Regions from separate parts of the Homo sapiens genome. Here regions 2 and 3 are each linked to region 1. A link is a contact called in ENCODE Hi-C or POLR2A ChIA-PET data. All regions are on one chromosome and are shown on one strand. The core of a region is the stretch at or near the end of the contact, and the rest is flanking DNA. Distances in the headings are between cores, read along the strand shown. Region 1 holds the start of ZNF318 (zinc finger protein 318). Region 2 holds the start of MRPL14 (mitochondrial ribosomal protein L14). Region 3 holds the start of SCIRT (stem cell inhibitory RNA transcript).

Region 1 (4,924 bases), core at 671-3,170:
CTGCAATATGACTACTGTCATGACTGAAAAATACTTGAAAAGTGAAAGGATCTGCAAGAGATTTCATGCAGGATACAGAACTATGCATAGAGCAAGTGTGAAGGGGAAGCAGAAGAGTTTTCTGATTATACACCGTGTCTCCCCCTGTCTTGAAACACCCCAGCTCCTTTGATAAAAATATTCAGTATTAGAAATGGGTTGAGGAGTAAAAGTTGATACAGAATATAACAAACATGATTTAAAATTTATTGACTCCAAGTATCTATACACACTGATTTACATTTTTTTCACATTTATTAAGTCCCACCAAAAGTATGGGTAACCAAAATCCATATATACTCTAATAAAGACAGGGCATACACCTCTGGCATATTTTTATTATTTTTTTCATTAAAATGTTATTGGTTTCTTATTTTATATAAATTATATAAAATGTGAAGCTGGGTAAAAGTAGTCAACTAGTAAAAATTTTATACATTTTTACTGAGTATATGCCATTATAAGAACGTATGGAAATGGATATATATATATATGGATGTATTTTTTGAGAGAGGGTCTCACTCTGTCACCCAGGCTGGAGTGCAGTGGCATGATCACAGCTCACCGCAGCCTCAACCTCCCGAGTAGCTGGGGTACAGGAACGTGCCACCACACTCGGCAAATTTTTTTTTTTTTTTTTTAGAAATGGAGGTCCTTCTACGTTGCCCAGGCTGGTCTCGAACTCTCAGGCTCAAGCAATCCTCCTGCCCCGGCCTCCCAAAATGGTGGGATTATAGGCGTGACCCTTTGCGCCTGGCCCACTTTTGTATTTAGGATGCAGGGCCCTGAGATTGGCATCTAGGAAAATTCTGGACTTAGGCCAGGGGAGGGGGCATGCCTGGATCTCTTACAAAAACTTGCCACGCCTCCAGTTGGTCATGATGTGGGCCCCTGGTAATGAAGGACCTCCACCATGACCACAAGTACTTTAGTCAGAAAACAGCTCGAAAACGTGTGAAGAGAGTCCACCAAACAGGCTTCGTGTGAGCAACAAGGCTGTTTATCTTACCTGGGTGCAGGCGGGTTGAGTCCGAAAAAGGAGTCAGCAGAGGGTGGTGGAATTATCATTAGTTCTTATAGGTTTGGGATAGGTGTACAAAGTACATTCTTAAGGGCGGGGGAGAATATTACAAAGCACCTACTTAAGGGCAAGGGGGAGAATATATCCTGTCAGTTAGGGTGGGGCAGGAACAAATCACAATGGTGGAATGTCATCAGTTAAGGCTATTTTCACTTCTTTTGTGGCTCTTCAGTTGCCTCAGGCCATCTGGATGTATACGTGCAGGTCATAGGGGATATGATGGCTTAGCTTGGGCTCAGAGGCCTGACAACGTCTATTTTGGGTTTGATTCTGGCCCACCACCTCCACCTCGTACTTTCCTATCCTCAATTTCAACCTCTAGAAATTAGGCAAACTGGAAAGTAAACTGATGCGGGTCGTGTTGCTTCAGCTGGGGACAGGATTTCGGTGGGCGCTCCTGCCGGGGTCCGTAACCTCCCACACAGCTAACGTTTACAGGCCCGTTTATATTATCACGAATGGTTTTCAACCATTTCGTGTCCATCCCTAAATTAAGAGGCTTGAGGGGCGGCACGAAAGAGCGAAGACACCTCCGCACGGTCTCCAAACCCCTAAGTCCAGAGGCCTGGAGCATCCCCGGAAAACCAGATCCCTCTCCAGAGAAGCCCTTCCTTCCGCTCCGCCCACCCCGCGCGGAGGCCACAGGGGTCACGTGGCGGCCGCGGGAGGGGGAAGTGGGCGGCTCTGCGGCCGCCATCTTGAGGATTCGGAGGCGGGGCGTGCAGAGCTCAGGGCGCGCGCTTCGCTTCCCCTCCCCTCGCCCAGCCTCGCGCCGGCGTCTGTGCTCCTCCCCACTTTTCTTGGTTCCTGCGGCCGCTCCCTGAGTGGAGGAGCGGGGAACCCCGGAGGCGGGGGGGGGTGTGTCGGACGCGTGCTCGCGCCCTCCAACCGCCAGCCGCGGGGGCGCGCTCGGCCGGGCCCCCGGGGCGACGCGGGGCCGAGGGGAGGGGGCTGCTCCCGCGGCTGAGGCGGCGCGCAGCGGCCGAGGTGGCGGCGGCTGCAGCTGCGGCGGCGCGCTCCGAGCCTGCGTCTAGGGCGCCCCCGGGTCAGAGCTGTCGCCGTGGCCGCCGCTGCAAGAACCATGTACCGCAGCAGCGCTCGCTCCTCCGTCTCTTCCCACCGGCCTAAAGACGACGGCGGGGGCGGCCCGCGCAGCGGCCGCAGCTCTGGCTCCTCCTCAGGCCCGGCTCGCCGCAGCTCACCGCCGCCTCCGCCCTCCGGCTCCTCGTCGCGGACCCCGGCTCGCCGACCCCGCTCGCCCTCAGGGCACCGCGGCCGCCGGGCCTCGCCGTCCCCGCCACGGGGTCGTCGCGTCTCCCCGTCCCCGCCTCGGGCCCGTCGCGGCTCCCCGTCGCCACCGCGGGGCCGACGACTCTTCCCGCCGGGCCCGGCCGGCTTCAGAGGCAGCAGCCGGGGGGAGTCCCGCGCCGACTATGCCCGGGACGGCCGCGGAGACCATCCAGGCGACAGCGGCAGCCGGGTAATCCCACCCCTCGTCCAGGACTCCCTCCATCCCCCAGTCCCCTCCCCCGGAATTCCCGTTTCCAGAAACGCCCGGGGCCTCCAGACCAGGGTCCTAAGCGCGAAGCCTCCGGCCAACTCCCTCGGGGATGCCGAGCCTGGAGGCTTCTGTCAGACCCGGGAGCGTTGACACAATAACGGACTCGGGAGCGCACGGGCGTCTCGTCGGGAGTGCGCGCTCCGTTCCTTAGGAATAGGCTGTTTCTCTCATGCCGGGTGAGGTGTGGAAAGTTTGCCAAGGCGAGGGGCATTTCGTCCAAACCGTGTGTCTTGGTACTTTTTGTAGAGTTGATGTGTCCTCGGGGTTCCGTACTTTTCATCCCCTTACACCTGAGCTGCCTTCCTGGATCTTAGGGGAAAAAGCCGAAATGTCCGTTTTTGTGGCGAGTTAGGGACGCTTGAACCCTACCAGGCTTTACGTCTAGAGTGTAAACTGTTAGCTTAAATGAATTGGAGCTGCTGCTTCGGAATGAAGTGTGCAGGACCACAGTCACTGCCATAGCCACTACCTCTTATCGAGTTCTATGTCAGGAATTATGCCTAGCCTTTCACTTTGCACATTATTTTAACCCTCACAAGTCTTTGAAGTGAGGCAGTTAATACTATTCCTTGTTGTACAGCCGAGGAACCAACCCAGAGAGGTTCAAGTAACTCGACTGAGGTGACACGGCTAAGTGGTGGAGCTGTGCTTCAACTCAGATCCGCCTGGTTCCCCAAATCCATGATTTGAACCTCTATGTTTCACTGCTAGAGGAACGGAGCATGAGTTTAAGTTTAGTTTTAGAAATAATGTTGACCTTTAACCATAACCACCACCCCAAGAGATCCTCTAGGTAGAGTCTGGTTTTTGGGAATTTGTTTTATTTTTAGTTCATCAATCTTTTTATTATTATTATTATTTGAGAAAGAGTCTCACTCTGTTCCCCAGGCTGGAGTGCAATGGCATGATCTCAGCTCACTGTAACCTCCGCCTCCGGGGTTCAATCAATCCTCCCGCCTCAGCCTCCCAAGTAGCTGGGATTATAGGCGCCTGCCATCATGCCCGGCCTCTTTTTTTAAACTTAGTAACAAAGTTCTGCTTTTTTGAGTGGCTCTCTAACATGTATGTAAGTACTGTGAGTACTTTGGTCATGGTTAAATTGATTTGTCACTATGTTAAGATTTCCAGTTGAGCAGTGCCAGTGTGGGTGGCAGTCACTACAGAGGAAGGAAGAACAGAATGCTTGTTTACACAACCTCCTTTTCTTCTCCAGTGCGCAATGTATTTGCTCCAGTCTTTTCTGTCTGAGTAAATAGCATCATCCGTTGCTTACATCAGAAACAGCCATTATCTCCCTTCTTCCCACATCTAATTTGTCAGATTACCTCATCTGTCTAACCCGTTAGCTTTACCTCTAGAATACATCCCCAAAACTGCCATCCTCCTGCCATCACTCTGGTCTAAGCCCTATTACCTCTTGCATGGATTGTTGCATTTGGCTCCTTTACACTCCGCCCTTGCTACCCTCCAGTTTGTTCTGGAGGTTACACAGAAATCAAATTGATTTTTAAGCCCTCATTTTATACATTTGACATGTATTTATTGAGCATCTACTTTGCATTAGGACTGTTCTGGACTACCCTGGGGATACAACAAAGTACAAACCAGAAAAAAACTCCTATCCTTATAGAGTTAATATTCTAGCAGGGAGAGTTGGATAATAAGTTGAAGTTAGAAATGCGATGGTATGTTAAATGTAATTAAGTACTAAGAAGGACTAAGAAGTACTAAAATAGGGCCGGGCGCGGTGGCTCACGCCTGTAATCCCAGCACTTTGGGAGGCCGAGGCAGGCGGATCACGAGGTCAGGAGATCGAGACCATGTTGGCTAACACGGTGAAACACCGTCTCTACTAAAAATACAATAATTAGTCGGGCTTGGTGGCGGGCACCTGTAGTCCCAGCTACTTGGGAGGCTGAGGCAGGAGAATGGCATGAACCTGGGAGGCGGAGCTTGCAGTGAGCCGAGATCGTGCCACTGCACTCCAGGCTGGGGACGACAGAGCAAGTCTCAAACAAAACAAAAAAAAAAGGACTAAGAGCAGAGAAGGGAGTTACAGTTTGTGTGCGTGTGTGTGTATGTAATATAGTGTTGCTCTGTCACCCGGGCTTGAGTGTAGTGGTGTGATCATAGCTCACTGCAGTCTCAAACTCCCACGCTCAAGCGATCCTCTCACCTCAGCATCCTGAGTAGCTGGGACTACAGGTGCGTACCAACATCCCAGCTGATTTTATTTTAAAAAA
Region 2 (4,924 bases), core at 1,710-4,209, 760 kb before region 1:
TAGTAAAATAATAGTATTAAATGTTTATTTAACTCTTCTTTTGTGCCAAGCACTGTTCTAAGCACTTTACAAATGTAACTCATTTGCTCCCCATCACAACCCCAGGAGGACACTGAGATACAGAGAGAGTATATGAGCTGCTCAAGGTCACACAGCCAGTCTGTGGTAGACCCAGATAAGGACCCAGGCTGCCTGGCTCGAGTGTATGCTCTTAACCACTGCACTTTGCAGAGTTATCTGCAAACAAGAGCCACTTCCACCAGGGAGCCGGAGGCAGTCAGTTACCACACTGGAGAAATGCCATACCCTATTTCTACCTGCTTGCCTTTCCTCTTGCTTGTAGCTTCCCTCCACTCAGGCCTTGGGTTTGTGATTTCAGGTTCTGAGGCAGGCATAGGGGACAGGCACCATAGTCTGGTGGTTAAAAGCACAGACTCTAGGATGTGACAGACCAGGCTTCTAACCTGGGAAAATTACTTAGTCACCCTGGGCCTCAGTTTCTTCATTTGTAAAATGGGACAATAATCCAGTTGTGTTGTTGTTCTGGGGATTAAACAAGATGACTTATGTAAAGCTCTTAATATAGTTCAAGGCATATAATGGGCTCTAGGAATTAGTTATTGTTATTAATAAGGTATGGAATAAAAGGGGTTGGTTTAGAGAAAGAAAATTGGTAAAAACAAAAATAAGATAAAAACACAGAATGTAACATGATAGAAATATAACAGAGCCCCTCAGTCAGGTTGGGCTTCTTATTTAGACCTAAGGGTTTACACTGTGTTAGGGACTCTGCCACTGAGTGACAGGGAATATTCTCACTCTTTGAACATACCCCATCCATCTGTGGTAGCCTGGGAGGTGGAGGCATGGGAGAGTTATGGGTCAGAAGTTCAGAGATGATAACCCATTATTGATCAATTACCAGGAAGGATGCCAAGCTCTTTACTTCTGTTACCTTGTTTGATTCCCATGATAAAACTTGTAAGGAGGTGGTAGTAACCACACTTTTTTTCTTTTTCTTTTCTTTCTTTTTTTTTTTTTTTTTGAGACAGTCTTGCTCTGTCACCCAGGCTGGAGTGAAGTGCCACAATCTCGGCTCACTGCAACCTCCGCCTCCCAGGTTTAAGCCATTCTCCTGCCTCAGCCTCCTGAGTAGCTGGGATTACAGGTGTGTGCCACCATGCCCGGCTAATTTTTGTATTTTTAGTAGCGATGGGGTTTCACCATGTTGGCCAGGCTGGTCTCGAACTCCTGACCTCAAGTGATCTGTCCGCCTCAGTCTCCCAAAGTGCTGGAATTATAGGCATAAACACTTTTTAATGAAAACTGAGGTTCAGACAGGTTAAGTAACTTGTCAAGGTCACACAGCTGAAGAATAGTAGAGCTAGAATTTGAACGCAGGTCTCTAAGACTCTGCTATACTTGGAGAGAACTTGAATGATGTCCAAGGGGGTTCTTAGTTACCCACTGCCTGCCTTCTGCCTTGCCATGTCCCCATCCACCCACAGGCCAAGACTGCACTGAGTGAGCCAACAGCAGGCCCCAGCATGTGCCACCTGGGGCATGCCAAGGCCTGGACCCTCTGGTGCCCTGGAGGACAATCACGCTGCCAGCACACCCCCACTTGAAGCCTGGCTGACACTCCCACTCCCCACCTCACCCTGGCCTGGGAGGCAGGATGGGCCCCTCTTCAGCAGGTGTTGGGCACAGCCTCATTGCTCCCCGGCTGCTGCAGACTGGTAATGGGTAGGCAAGCCCCAGCCCCCCAGGGCGGTGGAGTGCTCAGGCTTGCCCCGAGCGGCCAGACCTCTGCCCAGGGGACCCAGGCAGGGGGCAGCACAGCGCCCCAAGGGCAGCCAGCCCCTCTGACCTCTCCTCCCCACTTCCCAAGCGTCCTTTCCTTTTCTGGGGAACAAGGTGCCAAGCTTTGGGACTGTCCGCCTTAGGCGGTCAAGACAGCCAGGAGGGACAAAGCGGCGCCCCCTCCCCACAACAGGGCCTTTGCCCCACTCTCGGTTTCGCGTCTGAATCTTTTCCCCACCGCACCCTCCAACGCAGGCCCGGGCGGCTCATGAATGAACTGCACTGTGTGGGGCGCAAGGAGAGGACACGCTCCCGGGGCCGGCCGCCTCTCCAGCCCGCCGACCAGTCAGTCCCCAGAGCCGGGGGCAGCGGCCGGCCTCGTGCCAGCACCTGCGAACCCTGCCCTTGCCCGAGCCCGAGCCCTTACCCCGGACCGGCTTCGGGTGTACTCGCCCCCGGGAGCAGCAGAAAAAATAAAAGGCACAGAAGGCATCGGACTTGGCGACCCCGGGGTCCAAAACTCGGGGGCGGGGGCGGCTAGTTCCCCAAACGGCGGCGGACAGGCGGGGCGCAGCTGGCACCCCCGAGGGTCGCGCAGGGGACGCGCACCTGCACCGGGCAGGTGGGAGAAGAGTGGCACTCGGGGGCCGGGGGCGGGGGTCCCACCCTTTGGGATCTCCCCGGGGCTGGGGAGAGCCGGCGGCGCGTATCTGGACCTCCGGCAGGGGTTGGAGGACTCACATTTGGCTCGGGATGGTGCGGGGTTGGGGGCAGCGCGCGCCACCCCTGGGTCCCGCGGGCCCGGGCACCTCTGGGTCCCGCAGGAGGTTGAAGGGAGGGGACGCGCAGCTGAGTCCAGGTTTTTTCTTTGGGTGGTGGTGGGATCTTCGAAGAAAAGAGCGAGGGCTGGGTAGGGGTCGCGTACTCACCCCCAGGCGCAGACTCGGCTCCGGCTCGGAGCCCCGGGTTGGGGCGGGGCGGGGCTGGGGGAGGGGGAGGGGGAGTCGCTGGGCGGCTCGAGCTCCGGGCTCCTGCGGCGGCCGCGGCAGTGTATGGGGGAGGGGGAGCGGGGGGAGGGAGGGGGAGGGGGCGGAGCCCCGCAGGTCCCGCCCCGCACGCCGGCGCACGCAAGGTGCGCGCGCACTCTCAGATCGCGTCCGCCGGGCTGGGCCTGGCGCGCAGGCGCTAGGAAGAGGCCGCGTGGGGCGAAGGCGGCGCTTGGCTGGTGGGGCCCGCGGCGGGATTTTCCCGGGCGGCGAGAGCGGTATGGTGGGGGGCAGGGGTGGGCGTTAAGTCCTCATTCCCTCCTTCTCCTCTTCCTTTCTCTGCAGTAGGGGAGGCCCACTCCCCGGGGTGAGTGAGGAGAGGCCAGAGTGGGAGGCAGAGCGTCAGTGGGAGGGGTCCCGACGGGGAGGGGGGGGTCCCGACGGGGAGGGGGGTCCCGACGGGGAGGGGAGGCCCCTTACCCGGATCCTCCTCCCTTCCGCTCTCCGTGGGCTGCTTCTGCGACCCCCAAGTCCGTGGCCGGCGCTCACCTGCTTTCCCCGGGTTGCGGCGTCGACTTGGGGAGGGCGGGCTGCGTTCAGCCGTCGCTGGTCACTCCGGAGCGTCTCCTCCGGCTTCTCCGCTTTCCGCGCTCCCCTCCCCTTTCCCAACTTAGGTCTGGAGATGAGTTAGCCAGACGCCTCTGTGGTGTGAGGATTGAGTTTTTGCTTTCACTCTGTCAACGCTGATGAGTGCGCCCTCCCCCAGGCCAGGGGGTTCCCTGGTTTCTTATTTCACCAGAGACTGCATCTACCAGTGATTAAGACTGGAAAGATGAAGGGAGAGACTGAGACTCTTTCTATATATCACCCACACAAATAGATCATAAAGGCACAACGGGCACCAACCTGGTCATTTAATTTCTGGTTCCTGGAGGGGACAAAAAGGAAGTATTGCTTTCCACAGCCGACGATAAATGAACTTTGCCACCGTAAGAGACGGACGGGACTGAATTTATAAAGAGGTTAAAAGGGCATATGACAGACACCTCAGGCTACTTGGGAAACTCTGGGAGTTTGGGAGATAATTAACTCTCAGGGCTGGTGGTGGTGGGGAACTGCCACTGCTGAACAGAAGGACACTGCCCACCTGGGGGGTTTGGATCTTGTAGTTGGTCAGCGTCTCTGCTGTATGCTGGATTTTCAAGAGTTCATTAGTAGCTTGTGGAATGCAACTGTAAGGTTTGATTTATTGCAGTGTTTTTCAAACTGAATCCTATTGGTGAGTTGGAAATCAGTTTAGTAGATCACGGCCACTTGAAATAGAAAATATCAGAGGGTGTTGCACTTAGGGTATTGTTTCTTGACACTTCAGGTGTACACACACGTGTGAGTGTACTAGGAGGTGTTCTACAGTGTGTTTCTGTAGGTCGCAGTGAGAAAAATTTGAAAAGCGTTGTCTCCTGTGCCCTTCTATTTGCCCTCTTGCCTTTCTTTGCCTGAGTTTTCAGTCACTTAAAATTGTCTGAGGATGCAGTTAGCATGCCAGGAATATACAGTAAAGAACAAGGTGGATCTTCTTCACGGAGGTTACTGTGTGAGACGAAAGACAGTTCACTGTTCATCACTGGAAATACTGTACGTGCTACTGAAAAACAAGGATTTTATTGAGGTAAGAAGTTGGTTGGCTTAATTAGGAAGGGCAGTTTTTCAACTGTGAAAGAAAGGAAGATGGAGATGAAGCCCGTTTTTGGTAAAGTGCTTGGTGGGAAGGGTCTTTGTAGGTTTGGATTCTGGGAGTTGTGAAATTGGTGTAATCTGTTGCTTGTGTGGAACAATAAAATTCACTTTGAGGTCAAATAGTATTATAATGGATATCTGAAAAATGGAAGTGGAAGCCATAGTTGTCTGGTTTTTGGATTTCTGAGGATCACTAGAAGGCCTTTTTTTTTTTTTTTTTTTTTTTTTTTGAGACAGTCTCTCTTGCCCAGGCTGGGGAGATCTGGGTGCAGCAGTGCGATCTCAGCTCACTGCAGCTTCTCCTGGGATCTAGCAATTCTTATGCCTCAGCCTCCCGAGTAGCTGGGACTGCAGGCGCGAGCCACCACTCCTGGCTAATTTTTGTATTTTTAGTAGAG
Region 3 (4,924 bases), core at 820-3,319, 710 kb before region 1:
CCGCGACATGCCGCGCCGCACGTTGCTGCCTCCAGGCCCCGCCGCGACCTGGCCCACCGCCAGCGGGTCAGCTGCTCCGGACGGCGCGGGAGGCTGCCGGCCAGAGTCCCCGCCACGCCGCCGGCCGGCGACGCAAAGGAGCCGACGACACTCCCCCTGGGGCCCGGCAGGGGCTCTGTCCTCGGGCCCCCTTTTTTCCCGGTTATTGGAATGATTTCCCGAAGCAGGAAGGCCAGAAGTTAGCCTTCAGGCCCCGTTGTATTTAAAATGGGCTGCCCTGGGACTTCACTGACCAAAGGAGGGGGCTGGGCCCCTAACTTGGGTGACAGCAATGACCTTGGGAGGGATGGAATTATACGTGACAGGAGAGGGACCAGTTCCCATCCCAGAGCTCCTTGCACCTCTCCAATTCCCTCATGCCAGTCCACACCTCCCTAACCTCAAAAGGCCTGTTCCCACCACCCCAGGGCACCTGCTTTTTCTGCAGAGCCACCCTAGTCCACTTTGGGTCTTGCTCTGACCTGGGGCCCAGGAGAGGGTCTCCTAAGTGGGTGGGTACACACAGGTTTGCTGTGGTCCAGAAGGAGGCTGACCAGAGTTTGAGAGTTTGAGCCCAGTTAGGTCACAGCCCCCTACCTCCTCCCCTCCCCTCTCCTCCCCCTGTCCCCGCCCTGCCCCATTGCTTTCAGAGTAAATTAACTAATTACCTCCAATTAAAGCACCTGGCTCTCTGTATCCTCCTAGGCCTTCAATCACTGCTTCTGGGAGTCCTCTTCATCCAGGCAGGGTCTGGAAGGGGGCCTGACCAGTAAGTTGGAAGTCAGTGAATCAATGAAGTGGGGCGGGGAAGACAGGATGGAGGAAGCCCACAGTGCCATTTACTGCTTGGGAGTGGTCCAGGCAGCCAGGACCTCTGACTTGGCCAGCTTGCAGACTGAGGTTGGGTCTGGGGACTTGGGCCCTAGGGGGGCCTGTGAAGGCTGGGAGCAGGAGCTGCCTTTGGAGGTTAAGTCCCTGGTGAAGGGCCTGTGCAGATGTGTGCAGATGTCAAGGCCCTGAGGGTGACCCTAGAAGCCCCTCAGCAGGAGAAGCAACTTGAGGGTCAGGTCCTAGAAGCTAGCAGTTCTTGGCACCTGCTGCCTCCCTCACCCAGCAGGCAGGGAGAGACTCCAAATGCCTGTAGGCCCAACCAGTCCCTCCTGTCTTTAACCCCAGCTGGCTCCTCCTGCTGCTCAGGAAGTGAAAACCCCTCCATTCTTTTCTCCGGGCCCCCTTGGTGGCCCCCAGGCACAGGCCCAACACTAGCTCTGCCCAGCACTGTCCTGGCCCACCCCACGTGTAGGACGTGATGGGGAGGATACCTGGTGGCAGGAGGCAGACTGATGGATTGTTGACCTGGGTCTCACCTCTGGACGAGCTGGCCATTCCTGGGGACTGGGCAGGGTCACGCCAGGCTGTGACTCAGGCCCCTGCCCCACCATGCCAGGGACCTGGGCTTGGGCCATCCTCTGTGTATGTGGGGTGGGGTGGAGCAGAGGTTTGTCAATTGGAGGCTTCTCTTTGGGGACACCTCTCACAGCCCCAGGGAGCCAGACTATGACTAGAAGGATCAGGGTTTCCATGGCTGCTCCTCCCCACCCACCACCCCAATAGAGGCTGACAGGAAGGACTCCCAAGCAGGGCACAGCAGCCATATGAGTTAGTGGGTGTATGAGCCATCCAGGACAGGGGTAGGGCTCAGCACACAGGAAGGGCCACTCCTGGGGTGTCCTGAGCCCCTATCTGCCAGCTCGGCTTGTCTCCCTAGGCCCATGGAAAGCTGGCTCAAAACTCCCCACCTCCAGGAAGGCGTCACCATGCCTCGCTTGTTTGTGGCCAGCCCAGCGCTGCTCTCAGCTCCCACTTTTCACTTGTTTCTCTGCCTCTTGTCCCCTTTCCCAGATCCACCAAGCGTCTATGGGCAGACTGTTTTTTCCTGCACTTCCTAGTGGCCAGCAGAGGGCGCCGCCAAAAGACTGAGGCCACCACGGAGGGAACAGGAGAATCGGCTTTTTGGGGTCTAGCCACTGTGCAGAGCCCAGGCGCGTGGGTCGGTGTCGGGTGTGTGTGTACGTCTGTGTGTGTAATGAAACTGGACGCCTTCCTTCCCGGCGATCTTGACTTAACCTGTCAGCAGAGGGCTTGAGGTTAGACCACAGGTTGAACCTAGGTGGCTGCTGGAGAGGTAAGCCCAGGTGGCTCTTGGCAGGAAGAGGAGGATGAGTGAGTTGCTCCCTTCTAGCAACCCAAATGGGAAGGGACAACGGAGGTTGCCAGCTTTCCTCCCTGACCCTGGAAGAAGGGTTGGGAGGGGTTGCACAGAATAGCTGGTGTCCCACCCTGTGGGAGGAACTGCTATGGACATCTGGGCCACATCTGGTTTCCTGGCAAGGCAGGGAGCTGGTCTGTTTGGAATTCTTGGTCCACCGCTTGGTGGTCCCTCACCATTACATTCTAGGAGGACCCTTTACAAACAGGTGTATAGGGCGCAGCCCTGTAATGCGAGTGAGTCCACAGCAACCTAGTCGTGGTCACACTCCTTTGGAAGTGGCCCTAGGGGCCTGGGCAGCAGCCTGCTCCTCTGCGCCACTCGACCTTTCTGTGGCCATGTTGGAGTCTGCATGCTGAGATGCTGCCCTTTCCCCTTGGAAATGCTGGGAAATGTGCTCTGGTGTCCATCCTGGCCATGCCTCTTCCTCCAGGTGGGGTAAGAGATGAAAAGAGGAGTTAGTCTGCAGTACCTCTTAGGGACCCCACCCCATGAAAGGCGGAGTGGGGAAGTGCTTGCTGTTGGGTCACCTCCACGAAAGCTTGGGAATGCGGTTGGGACGGGTAGCGGGAGGAGGGGTCAGCAGGAGTGGTTCTTTCTTGGGTCTGGATTCTGGGTTTTGGGGACGAGACAACACGGAGGAAACCCCTCTTGGTCGGCTTGGTTCCAGGAGGCTCAGGCCGGGAGATGGCCGTAATGGCCTCGCAGAAAGAAGCGGGAGCGGGGGAGGGGGAAGGCTGAGCATCGAGCCCACCCGGACTCTCCCTCTGTCCTCCCCGCTGCGGGGGCCCACCCCTTCGCCCCCACCCCTCTATCTCCAGGGCCGCCGCGGCCCCTCCCCGAGACCTGGGCGCCGCCTCCCCCTCCCCTCCTCCTCCCCCTCCCACCCAGCGCTGCAGCTGCTGCCGACGGACCATTCTGCACGTAGCGAATGGAGGAGACGCACAAGGGAGGCCTCAAGTGCGCGCGCGCGGGAGCCGGAGCGGCGCGGGCGGGGGAGCGGCTGCGGGCGCGCGTGCGCGTGCGGCGCCGGCTTTGATCGCGCGCGCCGAGCTCCGGAGCGCGCTGCTCTTCTGAGCGCCGGGGTTGGGGATGCTGGGCGGTGAGCCTCCGTACCCTCTCCACTCCGCGCACGCTCTGTTACCCCTCCAGCAAACCCCGCCTCCAGCCAGGACCCTTTTCAGTTGCCACCCCAATAGTACTGTCCTCTGCGCGTAGTAGGGTCTTCTGTTACGGTGTGCCGGGTGACGGATTGTACAGTCAGCCAGGTCCTGGGCTAGGGTTTCACAGAGTTCAGAACATGCCCGTGTTCATGACCATATAGTTTCACTTTTGCCCCAGGATCTCTCAGCCTGGAGGCCCTCACCCGCCTGCCTCTGCTGCACCTCAAACCTAGGCAAGCCCCATAAAGCCCCTTATAAGGGCTTGGGAAGAAAAAACAAAGGAGTGCTTTGACTTTTATTTCCTCTGGGATGGGGAACTCCCAAGGGAGTTCATTTCCCTTTCACCCCCTCCTATGTTACCTGCACAGCTCCTACTCCCTGGGGTGTCCAGGACTCTGCTGGGCCCTGCCCACACCACTGACAAAGGTGTGGTATGGTAAGCACAGAGTCTGCGTCCTGGGACAACCCAGGGAGTACAGGGAGGCTGTGTCAGGCTATGGCAGGCAGGGCCTTCATCTTGGAGGTGTCTCCTGACTTCCAGGGGCACTCTCTTCACTTCCTGAATCCCTGATCAGGAAGGGGATTGGCAAGTGGCTGGCCTGCCACCTGGGCCACTGGCAAGTGGGTGGCCGGGGGGGGGGGGCTGTCTTCCTTCCCTGGATGGGCTACGTTGGCACCTCATTCCACCTTCCTCACTGTGCATCCTGGCTCTCCTGGCTAGGTGGGCATTGGGCAAGACAGGTGACAGGGCCTTGCAAAGGGATGTCTGAATAGGGTCGGTGGTGTTTTGAACCTCCCTGTGGGAGTGAACTGAAGGGGACTGGTCTGTGGAATGTGCAGGTGGAGGTAGCTGAGAGCTCTTTGTCACGTACTAACTTAAACTGGCCCCAGTTGTTTGACCCCTCTGAGCCTCAGTTTTCTGTGTAATGGGAGTACAGCATTCACCCAGCGGGGCTGTTGAGGATTAAAATATAATCTGCCTATAACATGCCTCATATGTTGGAGGCATGTATGAGGTAAACCTTTTTTTATTATTGTGTTTGAACTGGCTGAAAGTCTGGGGACATTTCCCTCAGCTTTGTTTCCATGGATAGAGTGAATTCAAATCCCGGAGCTGGCAGCTCCTTGGAATTTGAAGGTGGGCTTTGAGAAAACTGTAAAGAGGCCAGTAACATGTCATGTTTATGTCACCATCCAAGAATGAACCATTTCATACTAGTTTTCCAGACATTAATATCTGAAACCTTAAAAAGAGATATTTTGGATAGGAATCACTAGTGGATATTACACGCTTTCCGGGCTTTTAATCAGAGGTTACAGAACATGTGAGTCTTCATGACTCAGGGTTGTGGTTACAAGGGTCCATCAGTATCCTGGTTGTAATACAGTGAAAATCCAAGGCCTTTTTTGGCCCCACACCAACGGCTCATTCCATGAAGGCTACATTTTCGTA

Evidence for each region. A loop is a pair of places that touch in the nucleus more often than their neighbours do. ChIA-PET counts read pairs that join two places held with the same protein, here RNA polymerase II (POLR2A). Pooled maps may share reads with other maps.
Region 2: a pooled map shows a loop between it and region 1 (13-fold over the local background). The contact joins the promoter of MRPL14 here to the promoter of ZNF318 in region 1. A Hi-C loop is called at or near these places in 9 of 50 pooled maps. POLR2A ChIA-PET finds 5 or more read pairs at or near these places in 3 of 52 experiments (activated T-cell and activated naive CD4-positive, alpha-beta T cell).
Region 3: a pooled map shows a loop between it and region 1 (11-fold over the local background). The contact joins the promoter of SCIRT here to the promoter of ZNF318 in region 1. A Hi-C loop is called at or near these places in 2 of 37 single-sample maps with no recorded cell type and 6 of 50 pooled maps. POLR2A ChIA-PET finds 5 or more read pairs at or near these places in 2 of 52 experiments (BJ and activated CD4-positive, alpha-beta T cell).

What each region holds. Positions count from the first base shown.
Region 1 is chr6:43,366,643-43,371,566 of GRCh38, reverse strand. ZNF318 (zinc finger protein 318) reads left to right here and starts at 1,920. Exons shown (of 10, transcript NM_014345.3): 1 at 1,920-2,600. The coding sequence starts at 2,202. It overlaps LOC124901227 (atherin-like), which reads right to left and starts at 2,203. Exons shown (of 2, transcript XM_047419609.1): 1 at 2,180-2,203; 2 at 226-2,144. The coding sequence starts at 2,203. The coding sequence ends at 1,446. RefSeq lists silencers at 1,667-1,766, 1,957-2,156, 2,247-2,436, 2,447-2,516.
Region 2 is chr6:44,125,487-44,130,410 of GRCh38, reverse strand. MRPL14 (mitochondrial ribosomal protein L14) reads left to right here and starts at 2,959. Exons shown (of 3, transcript NM_032111.4): 1 at 2,959-3,067. It overlaps TMEM63B (transmembrane protein 63B), which reads right to left and starts at 2,857. Exons shown (of 24, transcript NM_018426.3): 1 at 2,733-2,857. RefSeq lists silencers at 2,177-2,336, 2,517-2,626, 2,667-3,066, 3,087-3,136, 3,167-3,226.
Region 3 is chr6:44,071,797-44,076,720 of GRCh38, reverse strand. It overlaps SCIRT (stem cell inhibitory RNA transcript), which reads left to right and starts at 2,069. Exons shown (of 5, transcript NR_125864.1): 1 at 2,069-2,224. RefSeq lists enhancers at 989-1,058, 2,179-2,438, 3,459-3,558, 3,599-3,658 and silencers at 2,949-3,208, 3,299-3,378.